Regions from separate parts of the Mus musculus genome. Here region 2 is linked to region 1. A link is a loop called in an ENCODE intact Hi-C map of the cell type or tissue named here. Cell type or tissue: heart. All regions are shown on one strand.

Region 1 (8,000 bases):
AGGAACCTATGGAACTTTCAGGAGGTATCCTTACTGGAGGAAACGTGTCACTGGGAACTGACTTTGAGGGTTTACAACCTTGCCCTACTCCCAGTTCCTTCTCTCCAGACCCGCGTAAGCAGTTGCCAAGATGCTCTCTCTGCTTCCTGCTCCTGCTGCCATGCCTTCTCTGCTGTTATTGACATCTAGCCCTCTGGAACCATAAGCCAAAATAAACGCTTCCTTAAACTGCATCTGAACACAGCAACAAAGGTAACAAATGTGTGAGGCTTAGACCAGCTATTAGTGTCATCTGCAAAAACCAACAGCACTGTGAGCCCCTCCCCAACTCATAGAGATGCATTCATGATGATGGATGCTAAGTTTTCAACCGAAAACTTTTTCTTGTACCCTTGGTGCCTATTAGAACTTTGCATTGCTATATTCTGGCATTCGATGTATAGAGCTATGTTAAGGTTTACATATTGATATTTTAAGGGTGTTTGAATAGTTCACTTCAAATTGTATATAACTTAAACTCTGCTGCCTTTCCTATCCATCTCTGTCCCCAGCTCACAGGACATACTAGCTATGAAACCCTGAAGAGAGGAGAATGATACAATACCCTTTTTCTTAGTCATCTTTTGTGCCTGACTCCTCCACTGTGCAATGGAGCCTATACCTTCTCACTTGCTTGGAGAATACACACTTCTTCACAAAAGGCACGTGCATGCATATGTGTGTGTGTGTGTGTGTGTGTGTGTGTGTGTATGAGTGTGCATGTATGGGTGAGTGTGACTGAGGCTACACGAGTGTCATAGCAACTTTGAGAAAGTCATAGGAAAACCCAAGGTATGGTTTTTCCTTCTACCTTGCTTTGAGGCAGGTTGACTGCTACTGTATACACCAGGCTAGCTGGCCTACAAGCTTACACAGATCCTCATTTCCCCCTCTTATCTCACTATAGGAGCACTGGGAATGCAGATACAGTGCCTGGCTTTCATATGGGTTCTGGAGATTTGAACTATGCCCTCATATTTGTAGGGCAAGCCCTCTTCCCACTAAGCCATCTCCTTAGCTCCTCAGATCTTCATAGAAAAAATGTGACAGTAGCTATGGAGGCTCAGCCACATCACTCCCTCCCCTTCCTCTCTCAAAGTCATTGCCCTCAGGTTTTGGGTTCCATCATTCCTATAGAAGGGTTCTCACCAGGACTCCCATGACCTCCATGTTGCAAAATCCAGTGTCATTTTCTCTGTTTTCCTCATGCCCAGGGTCTCGGCTCCCTCTTTCTTGGACCAACTTTGTCACTTGTTCTCAGGGCACCACTTCCTCATGAGTCTTTGTGTCTCATCTAGTTCTTGGGGCCCCTGGTGCCTTGGAACTCTGTTCTTAGTCTACTTGTCTTTTGTGTCTATTTTTATCCCCTGGAAGATGATAATAATTTCATCCTGTACCATGTGGAATCTGACAATTGACAATGAATAGCCTCAAGTTCGACATGCCAATGACATTTTAGATTTAACAAATCCAAGACCCATCTTCTAGCTCCCTGTCTCAAACTTCCAGCCCACATATGGCTGTTTTGGGTATAGACCCGTTCTTTCAGGTATCCACACATGGTGTCATACCCTTAGCCTTTCATCTTCCAAATGCTCTTGCAGTCTGACTGCCTTTTGCCTCACTCTGGTGGGACCACTGTCTCCTCTGCCTACATTCCAGCAGCAGGCTCTGGATGGTTCATCTGTACCCATAGTGAGGGTATTAGGAACAACACAACCACATAACATCACTTTTTTGTGTGCTAAAACACTATAACCAAAAGGAACATAAGGAAGAACTATTTACATTTGGTTGATGGCTCTAACGGAAGAGTGCACAATAATGGGGAGAGCATGGCAGCAAGAGGCTGGAGCAGGAAGCTGAGCAGTCCCATCTTAACTACAAATGCAGGGCAGAGAAAAAGAACTGGAAGTGGGGACATACATCCTTCAACAAGGACATACATACCTTCTAAGGGTTCCATAAAATCCCCCAAAATAACACCAACCAGGGACCACGTGCTCAAACACATGAGCCTTGGTGAGCATTTTCCATTCAAGCCATTTCAGTGATCCTGAGAGAATGTTCTTATGTCCTAGTCCTTCTTGATCCAGTACACAACCCCATGGCGTTCTGTATCAAGTCCCTGACGCAGAATCCCATCTTACTAGAAGGTTCTTCTCAAACCACCTTATCAGAAGTCATCAATCCCTTTTAGCCCTCTGCATCTCTCTGTTCTCACTCAGGCTGATTCTTATGTGTATTTCTCTGCCAGGTATATTTATCCACCTCCCTACAGAGCCAACACTTTCCCTTTTACATTGACTACCTTATCCTTAACTCAGAGTACATATTGTTGAAGCAGTGGCTGACCCACAGGAACAGAGGTGTAAGCACAGACCAGGGCCTGATGTCAGAATGGAAAAGAGGCAGTTGGAACAGACTCCTTCAAGGAGAGATATGACATGCTACAGAGTCACTAAGTGAACAAAGTTTTCACATAAACTTAGATGAAATTCACACATCTCTATCTTCAGGTCATCCTTTCTGTGGTTAAATGATCAGCTTGGGGGAGGAGGGTGTCTAAGGATGAAGCTCGGTGGGTAGAGTGCTTGCTTAGGGTCTTAGTCAGGGTTTCTATTCCTGCACAAACATCATGACCAAGAAGCAAGTTGGGGAGGAAAGGGTTTATTCAGTTTACATTTTCCATACTGCTGTTCATCACCAAAGGAAGTCAGGACTGGAACTCAAGCAGGTCAGGAAGCAGGAACTGATGCAGAGGCCATGAAAGGATGTTCTTTACTGGCTTGTTCAGCTTGCTCTCTTATAGAACTCAAGACTACCAGCCCAGAGATGGTCCTACCCACAAGGGGCCTTTGCCCCTTGATCACTAACTGAGAAAATGCCTTACAGTTGTATCTCATGGAGGCATTTCCTCAACTGAAGCTCCTTTCTCTGTGATAACTCCAGCCTGTGTCAAGTTGACACAAAACTAGCCAGTACACTTAGCTTACATAAAACCCCAGGTCTGATCTAGCACCTCACAAGCCAGGTGGTGCACACCAGCAATCTAAGCACTCGGGAATCACAGCACTTGAGAAATGGAAGCAGGAGGTCAGAAGTTTAAGGTCATCCTTGACTATATCAGAGCCAGCCTGGGTTATATGAGGCCCTATCGAAAGGAGGGGAATAAAAGAAAAATATATGACAGACATCCAAATTTCTCTCCTATAAAGAGATCCTACACTTGGGTGTCTTTTTCCATGTCCAGTTGAAATGAAGATTTATGATGTCCATATGTTCATACCCATGATCCTTCATTCTTCCACGAGCAAAAGAAAATTTACTCAGAGACTTTAATCATTCATGTTTGGCTAAACTAGACCTGGAACTTTCATGTTCCTAGAGATGGTTTGTTGGAATAGCATTGCTGTGACACTGCTTAGGACTCACACTGATTGGCACACAGACCTACCAGGGCTCTACATAAGGATGGCTAATGTCAGCAGCTGCCACTAGAGGGCTACTCACAGCCAGGACTCAAAGGAATCAGTTCGTTCACTGACTGCCCCCAGGACACAATGAACTCTTAGCAGAGAACTAGTCCCATTACTGTGGCTTTGATGTCCCTAGAAAGCTCCCCACCCACTGGTATCATGGAAGGACACCCTTAGAAGTATCACCTTCCACGGACCTTTGTATAAAGACGGAGAGGCAGGGAGATGGTTTCTGTCACTTGAAAAATATGTCTCTCTTTAGTACTAGCATTTGCAAGGACTCCAAGCAAAAGTTCCATGTTTTATTCTGTAAATATTAAAGCATTTATGGGCTACCTAAAAACCACATCTTTATGCAAGAGTTGAGAGCTCACAGACTGAGAGACTCTCTCAAGAATCTTAGGAGTAATGAATTGATAACTTGGAATAACACATCTGTTTGGCATACTCATGCCTGAGGCCTTTCGTTAAGTAGTTCTCAAACTCCTGTGGGGACAGATTAAAGTACCAGGCCAGCGTATTTCAGACCTGAGCTACACACCTGATGCACTTCCGTTGTGTACTTTTTATTAGGGTTCACAATTTTAACTATTTTGAACTTCACAATGTCATGGTCTCTGGTGTTCAATCTTCATAATTACCTAATTACATCCTAGAAAAGAAAAATGTTTCTTAACACCCCTCTCACAGTCACTCCCAAAATTCCTGTTCTCACTGAATTGTCACTTCTCATTCCACCCTCAATCTCCTGAGCCCCTGCCAGTGACCAATGTACTTTCCGTCTCTGTGATTCATGCACACTCTGCATAAGTTCCATTGTACAGTATGTGGTTTCTTAAGTCTGGCTTCCTCTACTTATTCTTATTTCTCAAGGTTCAGCCATTGCTATACATATTAGAACTTTATTCCTTTTATGGCTGAATAATAGCCTGCTACACAAATGCATTCCTTTCCAAAAAGCTGGTAATCCATTTGTTGGCTGACATTTGAGGTCTGGTCACTTCTAGGCCATTTAAATAATGCTATTTTAACCATTTTGTATCCAAGGTTGTGCTTGGATACCGCTTCTTGTTTCTCTTTGGTCGATTCTGGAAGTAGAGATGTAGTCAACACTGAATGGATATTCTTGGCACTGGAGCACAAAGAAGAAAACTTGTCGCCCCCCCCCCCCAGCCCCCAAGCAAAACCTTTGCTTCCTAGCTGCTGTTCATTTGTACAGGTGCCTGCCACGCACTGGGAATACATCATACACCTGTGAACAAAACCAATGAGAATCTAAGGTCTTGTGAGGTTTATACTCATTACTTTCCTTATGGCTGTGGCAGAGAAAGATGACAAAAGCCACTTAAGACAGGAAGAGCCCGTTGAAGCTTACAGCTTTAGGGGATAGACTGTTATTGGGGGAAAACAAGACAGCAGTGGTGTGAGGTGGCTGACCACATTGCATCTGCAGACAGGAAGTAGGGAGCAATGAACGCTGATAGTCAGCTCACTTTCTCCATTTTTACTCAGTATTGGCCCCCCGGTCCGTGGAATGATGTCCCCAAAGTTAGAGTGAGATTTCCCACCTGGATTCCCTCAGTCTAGAGCACTGGTTCTCAACTCGTGCGTCTCAACTCCTCTGAGGGTTGAATGACCCTTTCATAGGGGTCACCTAAGACAACCAGAAAACACAGATATTTACATTATGGTTCCTAAGAGTAGAGAAATTAAAGTTATGAAGTAGCAACAAAAATAATTTTATGGTTGGAAATCACCACAACCTGCAAAACTGTATTAAAGGTTCGAAGAATTGGGAAGTTTGAGAGTCACTGGTCAAGAGCTTCCCCCACAGACATACACAGAGGTTTGTCTCCTAGGTCCTTCTGGATCCTACCAAGGTGACAATCAGTAGAGTTCTCAGTCAAGAGAGGAGATGGGGATGAGGTGGGTGAAGAGATGAGTAGACCATTTGGATAAGGATGAAGGACACCCTGAACTCGGAATGTCAGGACAGCCTCTCTGTTGAGCTGACCTTTGAGTTGGCACCTGACGGGAAGGAATGGGTCATATGAAGAGCCACAGAGAGAGGCATGTGAGGACACAGACAGAGGAAACAACGGCTGAAAAAGCTCTAGGGAGAGGACAAATGTGACATGTTGAATGACCCAGCTCTCAGGCTCAGCTCCCTTCCCGGGCCACTGAAGGCTCTCCTCTGTGCTCACACCTACCAGTGGCCCCTACTTGCCAGCCACCCTCCAGTCCTTACCTCCTTCCCCTTCTACTGTCTCCTCTCAACAACTAGACAGGAATAAACCACTGACACTTGGAAATGTCGTCCTTCTTCCTCTTAGACGATAAGCCAACACCCCATTGGGTTCTTTTCAGCCATTAAGCCACCTTTCTCATTCCCTTTACTCTGAAGCATATCCGGGAATATCTACAATGGGATGAACATTCCCCTGCCATTAATTCTTCAGCCTCCAGCAAAGCAAATTGCCTTGTGTCCCGCAGTAAGAAGCCCAAGAACTTGTCTCCCCAAGTTCTCATTCTATTTGTCAAATCAAGTGGTACCCTTCCCTCCTTAGTTAATCTCTTGCTATAGTGGAGACCCCTGAGCACTTTTTAAAAAAAAAAAATAATATTTTCTCAATGAGAATAGAGTTCTTCAATTTATTGTGATTATGGTTTTCCTCCTCCAACTGCTCCAAGATCCTCCCCACCCGGCTCCTGTGCGTGCTGTGAGCTGTAGGTGTGAGCCCTCCTTCTTCCACCCCGCCCCTGCCCACACACACATATCTTTCCTGTTACCCATTTTTTAGATGTTGGTGACACTCGGGGCATATTCTAAGCCCCCTTTTATCTCATTATCCCTTCATGAGGCAATATCAACCAACTAGTCATGATGCTGAATGGCTTTTCCACATCACTCAAGAACTTTTCCCGCTCGAAAAACTTTATCTGTAATCCCATCATCAGTACTCATGGAGCTTTTACTGTCAGGATAGACACAGCAACAGGAAGTTTAAGGCATCTACTTACAGATCCCCAACTGAGGCCGAACAAGGCAGCACTTTGCCTTCCTGTTTTAGTTCTTAATAATTAGCATATCACAAACTGGATCATCATCTTCACCTCATTTCTCCCTAATTCTCTGTTTCTCTTTCTAGTTTCCTTGGCTCCATTAATAACTAAAGCAAAAACATGCATTTACTTTCATGATCAATTTATCAGCTTCACATTTTTGTCTACTCTCTTGTCTTAAACACAAGAAGTCTGTGTTATGCCTTATGGTGAAAATATATTTTAGAAAAGCTTTATTATGGGTTGAGTTGGAGTGTTGTTGGCCATGATTTCATTAGTCACAAGTCAATGATATTAAAAAAAAGATGTTCTTAAATGAAAACATACATAAATAAGGTTATCTATTAAATAAAGATGAGACTGTTGTGAGAGTCACAAGACACCCCACCCCCCACTCTATCTTTTGCTAGGAGCAATGGCTTGGTGTTTCCTAATTTAGTGTTCATGGTAGCTTTGCAGAACTCTAATAAAAAGAATCAATTATACAATCCAAACAAAAATGCCCCTGAGAGAATTTGATCTGCCACTCAGGTGTCTCATCTTTTGTAAATTGAAATATTCAATTGTTGGGATGTCTAATCTTGACTGTCAACTTGACATGCTTAGGAAGAAGACAACACATCTGAGACATTGCCTCTATCAAACCATGGGCTTGTCTTTGGGAGCATCATCCTGATTGCTAGTTGACATAAGAGAGCCCAGCGCACTGTCTGTGGTACTATTTAGGGAGGTGGGACTGAGCTGTAAAAGAAAGGTTGCTGAATGTGATGCTTGAAGCAAGCCAGTGGGCAGTGTTCTCTTGTGGTCTCTGTCTCAGTTCCTACCTCCACACTCCTGCCGAGAGTTTCTGCCATGGCTTCCTTTAATGATGAATCATTACCTGTAAGCTAAAATAACTCTGTTCCTTTCCAACTTGTTTTTGGTCATGGTGTTTATCACAGCAACAGAAAAGCAAATTAGAACAGTTGTGTACTGGACAATTCTCCTCAGTGACCCCAATAATAATACTCAGCATATCCAAAACTAGACTCTCATCTTGGCCCCATCTGCTCCTGTCTTCCTATTCATCTGTCTAGTTTCTTTGTCTTGACTCATGACTTGACTATCTAGCAATGGTCCTAGTATCCTCAACGTCCCTTCTCTCAAGTCCCCGTATCTAGGCATAACGTCAACATTGTCTTCGTTGCATCTTAAGCTAGCTTTCTTTGCCCTGTTACTTTCACCGCATCTGGTTCTGGCTATGATTGTCACTGGCTTTCTGAAGTGTCTCTCTTTTAGCCTTTTCTAACAAGTTTCTATCCGATGTCAGAATCTTATTTCTGTGATGCAGATCCAATGGAGCTGGGCAAATCTTCACATTTAGAATCTTCCCTGGCTCCCCACTGCAAGCAACACTGACTCCAAACTGCAGTCAGCCAT
Region 2 (8,000 bases), 110 kb before region 1:
ATGTAATGAGACACTGTCTTAAAACAAACAAACAAAACCGAAACAAAAAAGCCTCCCCCAAAGCAAAACTAACTAATACATTAAAACAAACAAAAAAAAAACTAGGAAAACAAGCCAAGTGTGGTAGCATATACCTATAGTCTTATCACATAGAAGGCTGAGGCTGGAGGATTGCGAATATGAGCTCACCCTGGACTACTTAGTGAGTTCAGGGTAGCCTGGGCTACATAGTGAGACTTTATAATAATAAATAAAAATTTAAAAACTCTTTTGGCGGGCTGGAGAGATGGCTCAGCGGTTAAGAGCACTCACTGCTCTTCTGAAGGTCCTGAGTTCAAATCCCAGCAACCACATGATGGCTCACAACCATCTTTAATGAGATCTGACGCCCTCTTCTGGAGTGTATGAAGACAGCTACAGTGTACTTACATATAATAAGTAAATAAATCATTTTTTTTTTAAAAAAACTCTTTTGGCAAAGAGCTTGATAAGCATTGCATCTTGGTTTTCATCAGAGTGCTAACTATAGTGAGTGTGCAGCAAACCTTTCTTGTTCCTGGAATTTGTGCAGGCTAGACCCAGGCCCTGGCCTCTTTTCTTTGAGCTCCCTGTTAAATAGCTCTAGGCTGGGATTTCTTTGCTGTGTGAACTTCTGACCCTGTTCCTTCTGGAATGCTGAGCTGGAGGAGAAAACAGGAGGTGATGAGGGCCCGGGGATCAGTCTCAGACGGGAGCAGCAGATGGAGCTGGGGACCGCTTACTGATCGTGGCCTGGAATCTGGCAGAAAAGGAAAAAGGTGTGTGCCAGGGCTCCTGGTGAGCTGGCAGCGGAGGCTTGGCTTCTTGTTCAGTTAATTGAGGTAATTTCTGCTGCCACCTTTTGGATAGAAGCGAGACTCTCCTTCCTCCAAGCCACAGATCACTTGCCTGCCCCTTGCCCCATTCCCTTGCACAGAGGCAGAACTCTAAATTTAGCTCCATTTATTTAGCTAGTCCTTAAAACTTTGTCACCTAGAAAAATAATTATAGGATTTCTCTGACAGTCTGAGATACATGGAGTGCACCAAATTACAGGTGTAATTTGGAGATCCAACTGGGATCACCAAATAAAATTGGCAGCAGTGGCCTAATTCCAGAATAATCTATGTGGCGTTGGAGAGATTTTTGTTCCTGGGGTTCTTCTTTTGAATCTGCAAACTATGCCAAGAGGTCAAGGGAACCGAACATCACTAACAGAAGGGACCTTAGGACTGAGGTGCAGATCCCAGCTTTCTTCCCATATGGCAGAACCGCCCCCTAAGAAAGTTATCCATCTTTCGCTGCACAGGGAACTGGCCTCTACTCTGTTCAGCCAAGAGTCTGTCCAGATGGATGGGGAGAGGAGAGGACGGCTTCATCCTTTTCTTCTTCCTGCTTCCTCTGTGTTTTCTATCACTGTAAACCGCAGAATCCAAAGCTGGTCTCCCAAGGCAACACTGAAGCCCAGGAGACGAAAAAGCAACTTGCAACTCCTTCTGGGAAGTGTGTGCAGAAAGCTACAGAGGGATGGATGATTCTGTTACCCACTCATTCTTCATATAGGGCTAAGTCCCTGCATTTGCAAAGTTTTGCAAGGAGATCAGGGTCTCATGGGAATGAGGGGAGGGGAGACAGAGGTGCTGGGTAATGTAAGACCTGTAGAGGCCATCATTAAAGGACTTGGAGGGTACATCCAGTGTCCAGTGTCATTGGTGTCTGTAGATATCCCTGACTACCTGCCCGTCAGTCCACTCCTTGGTTGTTTATCATAACCTTCCTGTAGGAGAGAAAGGTTTTCCAACAGGCAGCTCCCTAGAGTCAGGAAAGAGTCTAAGGATTCCATTTAAGAGTAGGTGTGGTGGCTTACACTTATAAACCTAATATCCTAGAAGCTGGGGTAGAAGGACCACTCCAATGTCAAAGGCATCCTGGATGATATGGAGTTCTAGGGAAGCCTGGATCACAGCCTGAGTCAAGGCATGGGCTGGGAATCCAGCTGAGCTGGTAGCATGCTTGCCCGGCATTCATAAAGCCCTGGGTTCAGTCCTCAGCACTACATAAACTTGGCATGGGAAATGGTGCATGCCAATCACTGCAGCACTTACAAGGAGAGACAAGAGCAACAGAACTGCAAGCTCATCCTTGGTTAAAATAGGGAATTACAGGCCAGCCTGTACTACATGATACCCTGTCCCAAACAAGAGAACCAACAAGTCAACACTTCCTACAGAAGTTAACCCTTGCACAGCCTCTCACCCAGAAGAGCCAGCCTAAACTTTCCAGCCCTACCCCCTGTCTCTCTCCATGGAGCACCCTTCCCGTAACCGTCCCCCTCATGCCAGGCCCCACACTTTGGGATATCTTGGCACAGCCTCTTAGCTCTAACAAGAAGTCTCCTGGATGACTTGGGCACTCAACACCATCTAGGCTTCACCCACCAAGTAACCAGAGGAGCTACCTCTTTTCTGGTCACTGGCTTAGCCTGCATGTTCCTCATTCATCTGTCTGTTAGCCTGCGCCCCTCTCTCGGTCATCCTCATCCGCAATCTGTCACAGCCTGCTCTGCACTCCACGGATTACCTGCAGCATCCAGTTCCATCCCTTGCCTTCTCAGAGGCCCGGAGAGCACTGGTAGCATTTAATAAATGTCCGTAGACTTCCAACCGTGAAAGCAACAGCATACAGCAAACAGTTATGGAGAACGTAGGCTGCCAAGTGCTGTATTAATTGCAGGCACTGTGTTATTCAACACATGTAATAGCAGTATAAGGGAATTCTACTTTAGCATGTACCAAGGGATGATATAATACTTATGAGCTATGAATGCAGCCCAACACAAATCTGTACACTTAACCTAAAATATTATGAAATTGGGGGCTGGGGAGACCACTCAGCAGTTACCATTGCTTAAGATTTTCCAGAGGACACTGTAATTTCAGCTTTAGGGAATCAAACTTCCTCTTTTGACCTGATATCGTGCACACACACACTCACGTGCACAAATACTCATGCACACACACACAAATATTGAATAGTTATGACATGTAAACATTTATTCATTATCATTGTATATGTATGTTTGTCCCAGAGTGACTGGGATTACGGTGGAATGGAAGGGAGGAATATGTGGGTCTCTTTTAAGCATCCTTCCAGCTGCTGGGGATGTGAAGGGACATGCCTATGCTGCAATTTTTATGTTGCGATCAAAGAACAGCTTTGGGGAGTCCTCTCCTTCGACCATGATGTCGGTTCCGGGATCGAACTCAGCCCATCGGGCTTGCAGAATGAGCAGGCTTTTACTCACTGAGCCATTTTGAGATTTTCTCTTTAATAACTCAATTGTGTTAATGTCAAACATGGACTTTGTATACAAGAACATCATGTCCTGATGTCAAAAGGTCACACATTCCTGCCTCTAGTACACATTCCCATTTTGTAGAGGAGAAAAGAGAGTCATGAGGTCATTTAAATAATTTTTCCTAGCTCACTCGGTGAGTGAGAGCAGGGACCAGAGGCCACAGCCAATTTAAATTAAAGAATAAAGAAAGAAATGATGTCTTTGGCAAGCGATATCTAGACTCTCCATCCAGAATTTAGATGGGGCCCCATTTCAGTAGTAGCACGTCACTATTTATTGTCAGGAAAAGTGGTTGGGAAATGAATGTGTGAATCTCCATGGGAAAGGAAAGGCCTTTAGCTCTTCAAATAACCATCATCCCTTAGTTCCCAATCTGACATAACTCTTCCTAAGAAACTCCTAGGAAAAACAAAACAAGGAAGGCACTCCTCTTCGGTCTCCCACCACCCAACCCTCCCTTCTTACCCTGTCCATCACCAATTCCCAGAACCACCAGCGTCCCCAGCAGCTGGAATGCTGCTTAGAAGAGACACACGTATCCCAGCCCTCCCTCCCTTTCCTCCCTTATCCCAGTCACACCGGGGCAGAACGCTGGCTTGAAATCTGTATGCAGGAGTGGTTGGGAAGGCTGAAGAGAGCAATTTTTGTTTCACATCATTTCTTTGTATAATGTTGTATCCTTGTGACAAGTCCCCATAATACAGCTTAACTCCACCAATTGCTGCCTGAAGACCTATCTTTAATGTCACAGGAACAATGGGCGTCCTTCCAAAAAAGAAGGGGGGAAATGACTTGCTTTGAAAGAGTTGGAGAAGAAAAGTGCAGAATGTTCCAGCTTAACGTGAGGGGGGGAAGAAAGTTAGCAGCTGTGTGCCGGCTCCCGGCTGCAAGACAGAGCAGCTCTGCCAGCCTCATCTGTCTGTGTGCAGCGCACCGAGGCAGAAGTCTCTCAGCATGGGTAGTGTGGCCAGGGAGATGGGGTGGGGTGGGGGGAATCTAGCTATCTGTGTAGCTGTGGGTATGGAGTTTCTCTGCTTTCCAGTAAATAGTCTGCTTTCTCTTCACAGACCACGGAGACTCCATGCGTCTGTGGAATTCTGCCAAGTGGTTCTCTTCCTTTGGCCACTCCTCACTAGGCTTGGAGATAAAACTAGACACTGAGCAATCATGTCAGGAGGACTTGGGGCACTTAACTCCAATCACAACCCCCTTTCGAGGCTTGGGCTTACCTGTCCAGTTCACACTCTACACTTGCCACTTGGTTTCTGATATTTCATCTACACGAAAGCATTTTGGAATTTTTCAAATGAAACAGTTTCCTTTGGTTGTGTCCTCTGACCCAGTGCCTTGGTGCATACTAATTTCTCTGCCTCCGATGTTCCAGAACATTTTTCTTATCTTTAAGACTTAGCTCACTGGGTCAGGGTGGCACACACCTGTGATCCATGCCCTTGGGAAGCAGGAACGTTGCAGTAACTTCAAGTGCAGCCTGGTCTACATAGTGAGGTCCAGGCCAGCCAGTGATACAACCAAAGATCTTATCTTAAAACAAAACAAAACAAAACAAACAAACAAACAAAAATAAAAACAAACCAGGGAAATGGCTCAGTTGGTAGAGAAATTGCTTGTGTAAGCATAAGGATCCGAGGCCGGGTGTGGTGGTGCACGCCTTTAATCCCAGCACTTGGGAGACAGAGGCAGGCGGATTTCTGAGTTCGAGGCCAGCCTGGTCTACAAAGTGAGTTCCAGACAGCCAGGGCTACACAGAGAAACCCTGTCTCGAAAAACAACAACAACAACCAAGCATAAGGACCCGAGTTCAGTCACCAGCACCCATGTAGCAGCTGGCCATGGTGTCATGAGTGGAACCTCATAGCTAGGGAGGCACAGCAAGGAGGAGCCCTGAGATTTGATGGCCAACCAATCTAGCCAGATCCGTGAGCTTCAGGCCAATACAACAAGGTGAGAGCCGGAGAGGTGGTGCCGTGGTTAAAAGCTCTTTTGTTCTGGGTTTGAATCCCACCACCTCCGTGCAGCTTAGAACCACCCATAACTCCCATTTCAGAGTATTCAGTGCCCTCTTCTGACCTCTGTGGGTACTAGGGATGCATGTGGTACACGGACAAACATGCAGGCAAAACACTCATTTACATAAAATAAAAAAAATCTTTTAAGAAATGTGCAAAAGTTAAAACAACATAAAAAGTGATTGAAGAAAACATGTGGCACCAACTTCTGGCCTCCACATTCGTGAGCACACACACAGACACACACGTACACCTGCTCACACTTGTGCACACATGCATACAGACACATACACATGAAAACAAAGACTTACCTCAACTATTTCTGCCTTTGGGTTCCAGGCTACTACTATCACAGCAGACATTAGTGTGTATGCAATTCATTGAGTCACATGACTACTGCCCAATTCACTGGTGATCTTTTCGGGAAGAGAGACCTTGCCTTACCATGTAAATACAGATACCAATGTGGCTGCGGCAGTTGACACAGCTTAGTGCCTGGCACGAAAATATGCACTCAATGAAAACTCATTGCATTGAGATGATCTAAAACAGAGGTTCTCAACCCGGCTAGAAATGAGGATTACGTGCAGGGTTGAAAGGTGTGCATGCTGATGACAAGGCCCTTATCCTAGAGCAAAGTAAATAGGACCTTTGGATCTGAGATGTCTGAATTCAGCCCGTGTTTGAGTCACCCTAAGGGCTCATTAAAGCACCAATGGCTAAGCTTACTCCAGAGTTTCTGCCCGTTGCTTTTATGGTTTGAATCTGAAATGTGCCCCACAAGTTCCTGCTTGGACACTTGGTCCCTAGCCATTGTGGCAACTTGGAAGTGGGGCCTTTCTGGAGGAAGGAGGCCCTACAGGGTATATTTTCCTTGACGAGTTCCTGGCTTACTGTCTGCTTCCTGGTTTTGTGATATGCACAGTTGCTCTTTGCCACAGGCTCCTGTAACCATGGGGTACTGCTCCAGACATAGACTGAGTAACTACGAGCTGAATCCTATGAAACCCTGAGCCAAAAGAAAGAATTCCTTCCCTAAGGAGTTTGGGTCAGGGATTTGGTAACAGCTTTGTGAAAGTGAAGTGGGCGTTAGAAATGTGGATGCTCTCTCTCTGGGGACCACGCTTTCAGAAACACTGTGCAGAAAATGGCTTTCTTCTTCACCACCATCAGTCGGCTTCTGTCAGATGAATCTCTTTTATATACCCTGTACTGGGCAACGATGCAGGGCTCCTTGTTTGCCCTAAGCCAAAATCAGAGAAGCCCCTCTTCGTCTAAGATGCATAGGAAGCACGTGGCTTGTTACACTGCCAGCATGGAGCCAGGGCCCAAGGTGATCCCAAGCTTCTATATTTCGTACAAGTTCCTATGCAGTGCCAGCGCTCTGCAGCAGGAGTTGGCAAACTTCCTCCGTGTAGGACCAGATAGTAAACCTTTAGGCATCACAGGTCATGAAATCTCTGCTGTGACTACGCAACTCTGATCTTATAGCCCAACCGCAGCCCTACTCAATGCAGTCATGGCTGTGCGCCAATAAAACTTTGTTTACAAAAGCAGGTTGAAAAGGTGGGAATTTCCCAAATGGGTAATAGTTGGCTAATTCTGATTATAGAGATTTGAGGGAACAAAACCGTGTGCCTTTGCTGTGCTAAAGCGAGGTGCAGGAGGTCAAAGAGAAGGGACGGAAGAGCTGGTTTTGCAGCTTCAAATTAATTTAAGCTCTGAGCAGAGGAGGGAGAGGAGGGAGGATCTCGTGGGCAGAGGCACAGACTGAGCAAAGGTAAAGAGGAAAGACGGAGAACATGGTGGAAATAATGAACAGACCAGAATGTGGGCAATTAGACTGCATTAGCTTCAAAGTGACCCACTTAACTCTCAAGTCCTGATCCCCTCCCCACACCAGAACTTGAAGTCTGCTTTAGAACATTTACCAGGGCAGGCTGTCCTGGGAAATAAAAGATCAGGCAGGAGTCAAGCAGCGTATGAGGTGGGAAGATAGATCCCTGACTCTTGAGTTTCCTTACCATTGTTGAATTCCAGGTTCCCGCTGTAGAAGCAGGAGCAATGGGAAGTCCTGAGATCTGAGAGTTATTAGCATGTGTTCAGCATTGTCCTGGCACCTTATTACATTGTCACACTTAATCCTACCAACGCTGTGCAGTATGTGTAACAGCCCCATGTTAGAGGAGCCCAAAGGTGATGGGTACGGTTATATATATATAACCGTATATATATATGAGAAGTGATGACCCCATAAAGACAAGAAGCATTCTGCTACCAGAAGAAGAACACAGTTCAGTCGTTTCCATTGTCTGGCATAGATCCATATAATTTTTCTTAAGACTCCCACTAAATATAGCGAAAACATCCAACACTAAGAGCACACTTAGATATATTCTAGAGGGGAGAACAGATGAAATGGATGACCTTTGTTAAACATTCAATACATGCCAGTCACTATAATTGTTCTACTTGAATTGACTTATGCAATCCTATAAGAATGTGATGAATTAGGAGTTGCTATTTATTTATTTATTTATTTATTTATTTATTTATTTATTTATTTATTTATTGTTTTTTTTGAGACAGGGTTTCTC

Evidence for each region. Peaks named below come from ENCODE experiments on the same cell type or tissue, not always from the same donor. Only the 100,000 strongest peaks of a DNase experiment are listed, where the experiment ranks them.
Region 2: it touches region 1 in a loop (2.2-fold over the local background); 1 of 42 quality-filtered maps calls a loop at or near these places.

Annotation. Positions count from the first base shown.
Region 1 is chr4:55,228,177-55,236,176 of GRCm38, forward strand. The region is part of intron 2 of Gm34231 (a long non-coding RNA gene); the gene reads left to right. Among named protein-coding and RNA genes, the nearest start is that of Gm34231, 24 kb to the left of the region's middle. In heart, a CTCF peak has its summit at 3,540 (motif pointing right); no DNase peak of the experiment used is centred here.
Region 2 is chr4:55,121,382-55,129,381 of GRCm38, forward strand. No RefSeq gene overlaps it. Among named protein-coding and RNA genes, the nearest start is that of Gm12514, 14 kb to the right of the region's middle. In heart, a CTCF peak has its summit at 875 (motif pointing left); a DNase peak (open chromatin) is centred at 4,300.